Regions from separate parts of the Homo sapiens genome. Here region 2 is linked to region 1. Evidence: read pairs that join two places in POLR2A ChIA-PET (ENCODE). Cell type or tissue: CD4-positive, alpha-beta T cell. All regions are shown on one strand. Each heading gives the region's core, and the rest is flanking DNA. Links, peaks and the distances in the headings are about the cores only.

The links. ChIA-PET counts read pairs that join two places held together with the same protein. Peaks named below come from ENCODE experiments on the same cell type or tissue, not always from the same donor. Only the 100,000 strongest peaks of a DNase experiment are listed, where the experiment ranks them.
Region 2: POLR2A ChIA-PET joins it to region 1 with 6 read pairs; 4 of 35 experiments call an interaction of 5 or more read pairs at or near these places.

The regions. Positions count from the first base shown.
Region 1 is chr3:102,076,072-102,081,412 of GRCh38, reverse strand. No RefSeq gene overlaps it. Among named protein-coding and RNA genes, the nearest start is that of RDUR, 140 kb to the right of the region's middle. In CD4-positive, alpha-beta T cell, for the core only: no CTCF peak of the experiment used is centred there; a DNase peak (open chromatin) is centred at 2,352; H3K27ac peaks cover 2,890 bases.
Region 2 is chr3:102,018,475-102,023,815 of GRCh38, reverse strand. No RefSeq gene overlaps it. Among named protein-coding and RNA genes, the nearest start is that of RDUR, 80 kb to the right of the region's middle. In CD4-positive, alpha-beta T cell, for the core only: no CTCF peak of the experiment used is centred there; a DNase peak (open chromatin) is centred at 5,065.

The sequences.
Region 1 (5,341 bases), core at 166-5,165:
GTCTTGGAAATGTACTGTATAGGTGTGCTAGGAGTATCATAACAAAATACCACAGAATGGCTATTTTTAAAAAGAGAAATGTATATTCTGGGAGTCCTGGAGTCTAGAAGTCCAACAGCATGGTGCCAGGAGAGCTGGTTTCTCTAAGTTCTCCTTTCTCCACTTGCAGATAGCTGCCCTCTTGCTGCCTCTTCATGATCATCCTTCTGTGAGGGACATACTTGATGTCTCTCTATAAGTATTAATCGCCTCTTCCTAAATGGATATCAGTTACATTCCAGTAGGACTTACCTTAAGAGCCATATTTTACCTTAAGTACCTCTTTAAAGCCCTATCCCCAAATACAGTCACATTCCCAATACTGGAGATTAAGACTTCAATATGGCCAGGTGTGGTGGCTCACGCCTGTAATTCCAGCACTTTGGGAGGCCCAGGCAGGTGGATCACGAGGTCAGGAGATCGAGACCATCCTGGCTAACAGGGTGAAACCCCGCCTCTACCAAAAATAAAAAAAATTAGCTGGGCATGGTGGCGGGCGTCTGTAGTCCCAGCTACTCGGGAGGCTGAGGCAGGAGAATGGCGTGAACCCGGCAGGCAGAGCTTGCAGTGAGCCAAGATCGCACCATTGCACTCCAGCCTGGTGACAGAGCAAGACTCCGCCTCAAAAAAAAAAAAAAAAAAAGACTTCAATATATGAATTTGAGGGGGGACACAAGTCAGTCTGTAACATTTACTCAACAACTGTATCAATGTTTTGGTTTAATGTTTAATTTCTACTGTCATCATTTTTATATTTGATGGTCTTTTTTATTCTCTTTTCATTTTTATAGTATCCTGTTCATGTCCATGGATTCATTATCTTCTCTCTCTGAGAATCTTAGTTTGTTTTTTTTTCCTACATTGTCTTTGCTTCCTCTGAGTTCATTTCATATTAAAGTGTTTTCTCAAATATCTAGACAGCTTTGGCTGTTCATTCATATAGAGTGACTTATTTAAGACCCTGAAAAGCTGATTAGAAGTTCTGTGAAAATAGGTAAGACTAGACAGTGAACTTCATTGTAGGAAGCTCAGGCTGTAAACTGGCTTATTTTGTTGGATCAAGGGAGAGGATCACATTATGACGAGTGATGAGAAGTGGGCTGTAACCGTGGAGCGCAAGGGTGAAAAATCATGGGAGATTTGCTTATAATGGTCCCCCGTATGATGGGCGCCCTCAAGTCTCAACAAATTCCACATGAAGAAAGGTTCAACAGCAATGGTGTGGGATGGCTTTCTCACATGGTTCAAAAAGATGACGAGCTTCAAAAGATGAGGAGCTAGCTTAAACTAGTATAAAACTCACAGCCCAGAATGAAAGTAGGAGGGGGAAGACTTGACTAGGCAGGAACACCACACGGCAGGCAGCATCATACTACAAGCTTTTTGTGCCACCCCATTCAAGCCATCATGTATGTATCACTGCCACTTAGGCACTACTCTCTGCTACTCTCATGCAGTGGCAACAAGGGGAGATGGAGGAAAGAGCTTGTTCTGCATTACAATTAGTATTTTTATCATCAGAAGAAAAAAGAATAATTCAGCTTTTGAGAGACTGTCCCAAATGAAGGCTAGTCCAAATAACTTGCACTCAGTTTTAATAATATTTTATATGTGTCTAAAAAAACTTTTCCACTTGACTGTTCCATGAATGTGTTTTGTAAACTTTGAAACACTCTCTAAACCCTTATCAGCGCTGTTGCAGGAACTAATTCCTCCCTCCCTTAAGGGCACTCGGTGGTAAAGACCTTGCCCAGATCAACAAGCCCCAGGGCAAAAGACAGCTCTGTTTCCTTGAAACCTCTTTATTTTTTCCTGCCACACAGTGAAAAAAATGGCCTGAAGTATCATCTGAAAAAGCAGAACTACTAAAATCCACCAAGGAAAAAAAATCAGTAAAGCAATGGCTATCTTCAAGACTTTTCTCATGAAGCCTGTCTGCTTTGGGGAGAAGAGGAGGAACACTCTGCTCATCCTAGCCAAATTCTTTCTTCAGGCATTCCCCAACACCTCACTCCTCAGGTTTCTCAACCTGGAATTCCTTCTACCAGGAAAAATAATCTTCGGTTTTGTGATTCGAAATGTAGTTGAAAATGTCAATACCCGGAAATTACATTTACTTTCAATCACATAAAAATGTGTCTGAAGATCCCTTCTTGAGTGAGAGGAAGAGAAAAGTTTGTCTTCTTTGCATTTTATTTTATTTTGAACAAAATATAAAAGAGGCAGGGAAATGAGTGGAGAGGAGGAAGCTGGGAGCACTGAGAGGAGTGTGCTGCTTTTCAAACTTCAGCCACTTCACCATTCTGCATGGGGCCCAGCCCAGCAAAAGGGCCTTTGTGCTCAGGCAGGTACAAAGCAGTTTGACAAACAACCGCTCAGAGTTCCTCAGAATCAGGAAACGAAAAAAGCAAAAGATAACAAATATTTTTACAGACCATACTTCTGCTTCATTCTTTTTAACACATTGTAATTAAGTAACGTTTATTGAGAGGCAGTAAAGAGTTGGTGTGTAAAATAAACCTTTTGAAGACAAACAGTTCACCTGCCTTCCATTATTTTTAAAAATACAGATTGTGAGATTTCAAATAACATTTTGAATTAAGACATGTGGTTTTTTTCTGCTAACAAGAGCTTTGCAAAGAGCTTACTTCCTTCAAAAGCAGGTTTAAGAGAATAAGGCCCCACTGAAATAAAGCCCTTATCAACGATAGAGCCTCTGAGAGCTTGCCTTAATTCCTGAAATGCCCATTGGAAATCATTCCTCAGAATTAAGGGATTGAAAGTATTATTAGCAGGCGTGTACATTATGAGAGAGACCTGTGGTCCTATTCTATCTCTGGCACTTACAAGCTGCATGACGTTTATCCAACTTAATGACAGTCTTGGTGTTTCAGTCTCTCCTCATTTGTAAAGAGGGATAGTAATACTTCCAAAACTGTTGTGAGAATAAAATGAGATAATGTATGAAAAGCACCATGCCAGGCACTCAATAAACCATATCTATCATTATTATTTATTAGACCACTGACTATGTTCAGTCCTCTAGGAACATGACAATCTGATATGGGATCTGGGAAAGGAAAGGCTTAGCAGCAGGGATTTTGAAGGCCAGTCCTGATGAAGTCCTCTGTGAAGAGCTCTAAGCAACCAGAGATCAGCTTGAGAACACTAATGAAGAGAAAGGGGTGCTGGAGACCCACTCATAGCATTGCCCAAAGCTGTCCCTGTGTCGTTCATTTGCTTAAATGCTCAGCATAATATTTCAAAAATAACATTTCAGAAATATGCCAAATACTCCTCTTAAATATTTTTGATAGGCTGGGGCCTAAATATAGACTGTGAAGAGAGGCGGGGAAATCCAATCAACTTTTTGGATCCTAACACTACTTAAACTGTTCCTGACCATGGGCATGTGAAGAATGCTCCTTCAAAGCAAATTTGAATGCTAAGAAGAGTATCTATTTTCAGACTCAGAGAAATCTCAGTGGTCTTCCTTCCATCTCTCACTGAGACTAGACAATACTGTCAAAACTGACAGACAGATTGCCCTTGGAGTCCAAATCACCAGCACGTTCACGAGGACCAGCAAGTCTGTATCACCAACCTACATGAAGGAAAGAAGACAAGTTATAGCCTCTCACGCACAAGCCTGGTGCTTAGAGGAAAGCAAAGGAAAGAGACACTGAAGAATTTGAACAGCAAGTCATTTTAAAGCAGGATGGCTGGCAAGGGGTACAGGACTCTGAAAACTTCCATTAAGGATTTGGGATTTCAATTTTTACTATTCAGACAAATCAACTTTAGAGGCACAAATTCCCAGAAAACTCAGAATCATCCATGACAACCTTCAAGTCCTGTTTCTCCAGTCGTCACTGATTACCTTTGTTTGTTCTTTCATCAATCCTCTAGAATCTGCCCATTTCTTTCCATGACCACTGCCCATATTCAGGTCCCCACATCCCCGACCCTTCCTTAAAATCCCCCCTACTCTCTCACATCCAGAATTATCACAATCATTTCATAATGAATGCAAATTAAACCATAATGAGATACCCCAGCCAGAATGGCCATTATTAAAAAGTCAAAAAGCAATAGACGTCGGTGTGGATGTGATGAAAAGGGAAAACTTATACACTGTTGGTGGGAATGTAAATTAGTACAACCTCTATGGAAAATAGTATGGAGATTTCTTAAAGAACTAAAAGTAGGTCTACCATTCGATCCAGCAATCTCACTACTGGGTATCTGTCCAAAGGAAAAGCCATTATATAAAAAAGACACCTGCACACATATGTTTATCACAGCATAATGCACAATTGCAAAGATGTAGAATCAACCTAAGTCCCCAACCAAGTGGATAAAGAAAACGTGGTATACATATGGAATACTACTCAGCCATAAAAAATAAATAATGTCTTTTGCAGCAACTTGGATGAAACAGGAGATCATTATCCTAAGGGAAGTAACTCAGGAACAGAAAACCAAATACCACATGTTCTCATTTGTAAGTGGGAGCTAAGCTATGGGTATGCAAAGGCATACAGAGTAGTATGATGAACCTTGAAGACTTAGAAGTGGGGAGAGTGGGAGGTGGGGTGAGGGATGAAAAACCACCTACTGGGTACACTGGGTACAATGGACACTATTCAGGTGACAGGTGCACTAAAATCCCAGACTTCGCCACTATACAATTCATCCATTTAAGCAAAAACCATTTGTGCCCCTAAAATTTAAAAAAAAAAGTAATAATTATTTCATGTTTTTTTCCCAGTCTTCCTCCTACTCTTTAGAGGAAAAGTCTTCTTTAAAAAAACAAAAAGAGTCTCTAAAAATCCTCCTACATGAGAAACTGTGGCAGGATTCTCAACTAGAACACAGGAGTATTTACCTTAGAACATCTGGAAGACTGCTGAGGTGGCCCTAAGGGGACTGGGAGGAGGGAGGGTGACTGGCATGAGGAATTGAAAATAACTCTTGTAAAATCACTTATCCTCAGAGAAGACAGGCATTCACATAAAAGCTTGGCCTTCTAATAAAGCTTCAGTGTTAGGAGGGAGAGCAGGTTTTTGGTGTGATATCCGTTAGTCAAATTTTCCTCTGGCCCAGGCCCTAAGAACTCATAATTAGGTCCCCAAGAAGAAAGTGGCTGAAAATACAAACTAAAACAATTAATGTTAATATAAAGACAGAAAATAGATCTTGACACATCAGGGAAGGAAACAAAGTGGTTTTGGCACACTGTGGATTGGCCCAGAGAATGGCACTGGCTCTATAAAACATCTAGCCTAAGTGGCAGGAGGTG
Region 2 (5,341 bases), core at 71-5,070, 58 kb after region 1:
CAAACACACACAAAAAGGTGAGGGGATCTTCCTCCTTTCTTGAAATGTTGTCCTGGGTCTCTTTACCCTTATCACTACCTTACTGAGTCTCCCCTTACCATCAAATTTTCCAAATACTTTGCAGCCTCCACTCCTTTATTCCCCACACATTCTTAAATCCTTGTAATCTGGTGTTTGCCTTCTACTAATTTACTGAAGCTAGACTATCAGAAGTCATTATCGGATTATGTAGTAACAAGCCAAATTCCCTTTCACCTTTACAGCTCTGCAACATTTAATGTAACAGATGACCCTTTCTTGAAAATCTCCTCTTCTGTTGACATTTATAACACAACACTCTCTTGGTGTTCCTCCTCCATCTACAACCTGATTGCTGCCTACTTATCAGGCTCCCCTTTCTGCTCCTGACCCCCTAAGTTCAGGCTTTCCTAGGGGATAAGCCTTTGGAACCCTTCCCTATTCTTGTTTATACTCTCTCCCTTGACACTCTCATTCAATATCAAGACTTCAACTATGACTTTTAGAAACATGGTTCCCAACCCCTCTATCTCCAGCCCTCCAGTCTCTGCCACATTTTTTATTGCTATGGGAGACATGTTCACCTAGGTTTCCCTATAATGCTTCACCCTCACTCTGTCAATGACTGAATGTAAGACTTTGCCTTACAAATGTATTTTATTCTGTATTCTGCAGTTTATTTTATAACAAATCATATACAGTCGCTCAGGATTAAAGTCTGACTCTGATGCCCAATTCAGCTGATCAGATCTGGATTTTCTATTTAAAACTATCCTCTCCTCTTAATTCCCACTCCCACTATCCTGTTCTCATTACTTCTGTATAGACTGGAGCAATCCACTCCTCCTTTGGTACCTCTCTTTCTCTAAAGCATATTCTCACTTACGCTAATCTAATCTGAAGGTACAGCTCTGATCAAACATGACTTCATAACTTCCTTCTCAAATGCCTTTGACTGCAGAAAAAAGTCACAACTTCTTATTGTATAATATATCCCAGATCTTTTTTCTACCTTTATTTCCTAAAACACTCCATCAAATATCCAAGACCTAAACCAAATTGAACCACTCTCTCGCTCTCTGTTCCCAGAAATTCTAGCACTTCCGTACTCCAGACCCACGGTTGGTTTAAGTGTTTCTTTTTCCTGGAATGCTCTTCTCCATGTCTTTATCCTGTTCTTCATTGAAAACCAGCAAAAATAACACCTCTTTAATTAAACTTTCCTGTTATCCCCAAACCTGGAATCAGCACTCTTAACCCTGTAATGTTTTATATGGGTCATTATTTTTTTAACGATTTACTTTGTACTGCAGCAACTTTTATGTGTCCTGTCTCCCTTGGTAGACTATAATCATTATTCAAATTACTTTTGCATTCTTCATGATGCCTGCATGTTACATGGTAAAAATAATAAATACTTGATGCCGAATTTATCAATCAGTTAATTCATCAAATTTAAATGCTTCTGAAGGGGAAAAATGATATGTGAGATAGATTCCTTAGTTTCTGAAATAACTACAGTACAAGGGAGCCCATAATCAATGCTATGTGGTAGAAGAGATAACAAGTACTCTAAGACAGCCTTACTTAAAATAAGGATGACTGGGGGTAAGAGGTCTTCTAGAAGAATTTTGGTATTTAACATAGGTAGAATATTATAAGCAGAAATGCAAAGGACTACATTCCAAGTTCAATGTGAACAGAGGCACAGAGAGGAACGCGAGTTAAGGTGTACAGAAAACAATGAGTAGAACAGTTGGACCAAAGGAGAGGGTTCATGTCGGGGATACCGAAGGATAAAGCTGGAAGGGCTAGTTGGAGGGAGATCATGTGCTCTCTAGCCCATTGATGGATGGAGCTAGTGGCAACTGCCAGGAAACAATGAACCCTGGGCCCTGATCATCAGCATGATCAGGCTCTCACTTGGCCATGAGGACTATGAGAGCTTTCCTACTGTCACTGTGGGGAAGCACACTATCTTATAATGGTCCGTTCCAGGTATTTTTGTTTCCAGTTTATTTATCCATTTATTTATTCAAACATTCATTAACACCTACTGTATTCCAAACATGGTGCAAGACCCTGATGATTTCAAAATGAATAGCTATGCTTCTGACCCCTGGAGATGCACATGTCAGTAAAATTGCCAGCTTTTAGTTTTTTCCTGACTAAACTCTTATGGAGATGACATGAAATTTTATTTGGAGTACAATCTAAATACTTCTTATGATTCTTCTATGTTTGGTTTTGCTTTAGTTGCTTGTTGGATTTGTCAGCTAAATATATTGTTTTATAAAAGAGAAGGAAGCTAGGCACTTCTATTTTTACTTTAACAAAAGTACATCAAGAAAACTTTCTCCCCACAGAAACAGTAACAGATCTTTGTGATTCAGATATTTAGTTACTATCTTCTCTCTGAAAGAAAATACCAGAATTGTTTTACCTATAGGTATATTCTTCAATTTGTCACTGGTGAAATGCCCTGAAATATTTAGGCCTTGTTTAACCTAGAAATTCTAGCAGTTTTGGAGACAGCAACGCTGTTAAGAATTTTTTTCCTGAACGCAGTTACAGTAAATGATAACTGAAATTTCTTCCCCTATATCCTAACCTAACCCAGAAACTATGAAGTAATCTTCCTGAATTATTTTGTGTCCATCCGAGGAAGAGGAAGAAAAATGGATAAGGGATTTTTCTCTTTTGGATTCTTTGTGTGATCTCAAGGGCTTAAAACATTAATTATACTACTCTCAAATGAAACTGCTGACACCATTCTTTTGATGCCCATCAACTTCCTCTCTCTCTTCATCATTTCCTCTTTAAATGTTGTTTTCTACTAATATCATACTTTCTTTTATATAATAGTTATATTTTTAAAAGGCAGCAGATGAGGCTGCCCAAAGAGCTGACATAGATATCAAGTGGAAAATCAAATGTAGCAGCAATGTAGCAATAGCAAGTTCCGTATTCAATATCCTCTTTCTCCTTAAAAGAACTGATGAAGAATCTTTGAAAAACAACTTCATTGGTTTTAATGACTACTGAAAGGGAGGTGTGTAATAGGGGAATTATACAGAGAGAGGGTAAGGCAATGCCATCTGGATCCTATTGGATGGTTCAGATAGGACAAGGTGATTCTTTGAGAAATAGAGCCAGCAAAAATCCAGGAATTACTGGAGTAAGATTTCTTTCAATTTGGCACACACTCCTAGAGTATTTCTAGAGCACTGTGGTGCTAAGAACTGGAAATCCTGCCTCTTCCTCATCTGAGCCCATAGTGAGAACCTTGTATTTGGGAAAAGATCACAATGGATATGCCTAGTTTGGGTCATGCCAAACAATGGTTGCTCTTCCAGAGTCCCCAAGTAATAAGCTTTTGGCCACTGATACCAAGCTCACTGCCCACTGAGACACAAATGCCTATAGTAACCTACAAGTGCCAATATTAGATTTTCTCCAAGGTACCACATTGCCAGAACTTGAAATTACATGGTGATCTCTGAACAAAATGAACCAAAACAGTGAAAAATTGATATTGTAGTTCATTCTGTTCTAATGAAGATAGTGTCGGTCATGCTATTTCAAGTTCTTAAAAGAAAACTAGGATCAGTTAGGTATAGAACATAAATACTATAGTTCCATAGGACAATAAAAAAGAACAAGGAAAGGACAACATCATCCCTGATATCAATGGAGCTGTAAAAGATGGAAAGTGGATAAAGATGCAGTAACTAACTTAGTGTATGCTAAAGGTATTTAGATTGCATCTTCCTCTAGTGAGTTGAGCAAAGAGACACAGAGGTAGCAGACATAAAAAATAGAAGTGTAAAGCTCGGGCATGAATGAAAGAGTTGGTTTAAAGTATATAGACTATTTAAATGCCATATTCTTTTATCAAACTGAAGAATCTAGGCAATTACCTCCTCTTCATCTCACAGAGTTGAGGAATTTTTGCTGAAAATTTTAACCTGAGAGATCTAGACTTATAACACAGAAGATAAGAAGATCAAGAGCTAACAAAAATATGCATAGTAAACAGTGGGGGTAACCAGCTCCCATTTCACCTTTATGCCAAGAGCCAGGTCTCACCTCTCAGACCAAAGAGTTGATAATTCTTCTCTAGAGAGACTGACCACTTACAAGAGGATCTTACAGACACTGGATCTTGGAATCTCCCAAAAGAAAAGCTGTTCATACCTGATCACCCTTCAGAGGGAGTCACCAGAGTTCCCTTCTCCAATGGAAAATATTCCAATGAGCTTTTTATTGCTTGACTTAAATACGAGTGGGCAACAAGGATCACTAGACACTTAAGCAAAACCTTCATTATGAAGAAACTAAAACAAGCAGAAAAGAAAGAAACATAGGTAAGACAGACAATACAGAAGGCAGAAAAAGATTTTAGAATAAGCATATTAATTTCTCAGAGAGATATAAAAGAAATGAACTCATGATATATGAAAAGTATACTATAAAAGGAACAGTCAGGAAACAAGAAAGAACTTTCTGAAATTACACATTTTAAATTGATATAAATTCAGTAGAATAATTGAACAAGTCAATCAAGAAGCTCTTGAAGGAACAAAAAAGAGATGAACAATAAAAAAGAAAACATAAGAAAATTAGAGAATTAATCTACAAAAAGTAATATCCAATGAAAAGAAATCTAGAAGGAGAAGACAATATTTTAAAATAAGTAATACAGGAAATTTTCTCCAAATTCAATGACATCAAATGCCATATTAAAGCACCACTTCAGCTTAAAATGTAGACACTTCAGCTTAGAATGTAGAAAATCCAAAATGATGTCACTCTCATTCTAACAATAAGAAATGGATAACTTACAAATGATAAAAGAAAAACTTCAACCAAATTAAATTTAAAGGAGTTTAATTGAGCAATGAATGATTCGCAAATCGGGCAGCCCCCAGAATCACAGCCGATTCACAGAGACTCCAGCATAGCCATGTGATGGAAGAAGATTTTTAGACATAAAAAGGGAAATGACATACAGAAGTCGGCAGTGAGGTACGGAAACAGCTGGATAGGTTACAGGTTGGCATTTCCCTTATTTGAACACAGTGTGAACACTTAGCATTCTGTGAGTGGCTGAAGTCTGGCCGCTGAGATTGGCCAAGACTCAGTTATTGTTACAGGCGCATACTCCTGAGTTAGGTTTTCAATCTTGTCTGGCTATTAAGCTAGGTTACAGTTCATCCACAAGGACTCAAATATAGAAGTATGGAGTCTATCTCAGGCAATATTTAGTTTGCTTTAACATAAATGATAGTATTTTTTAAGCCATCAAACAGCTGAGAATGAA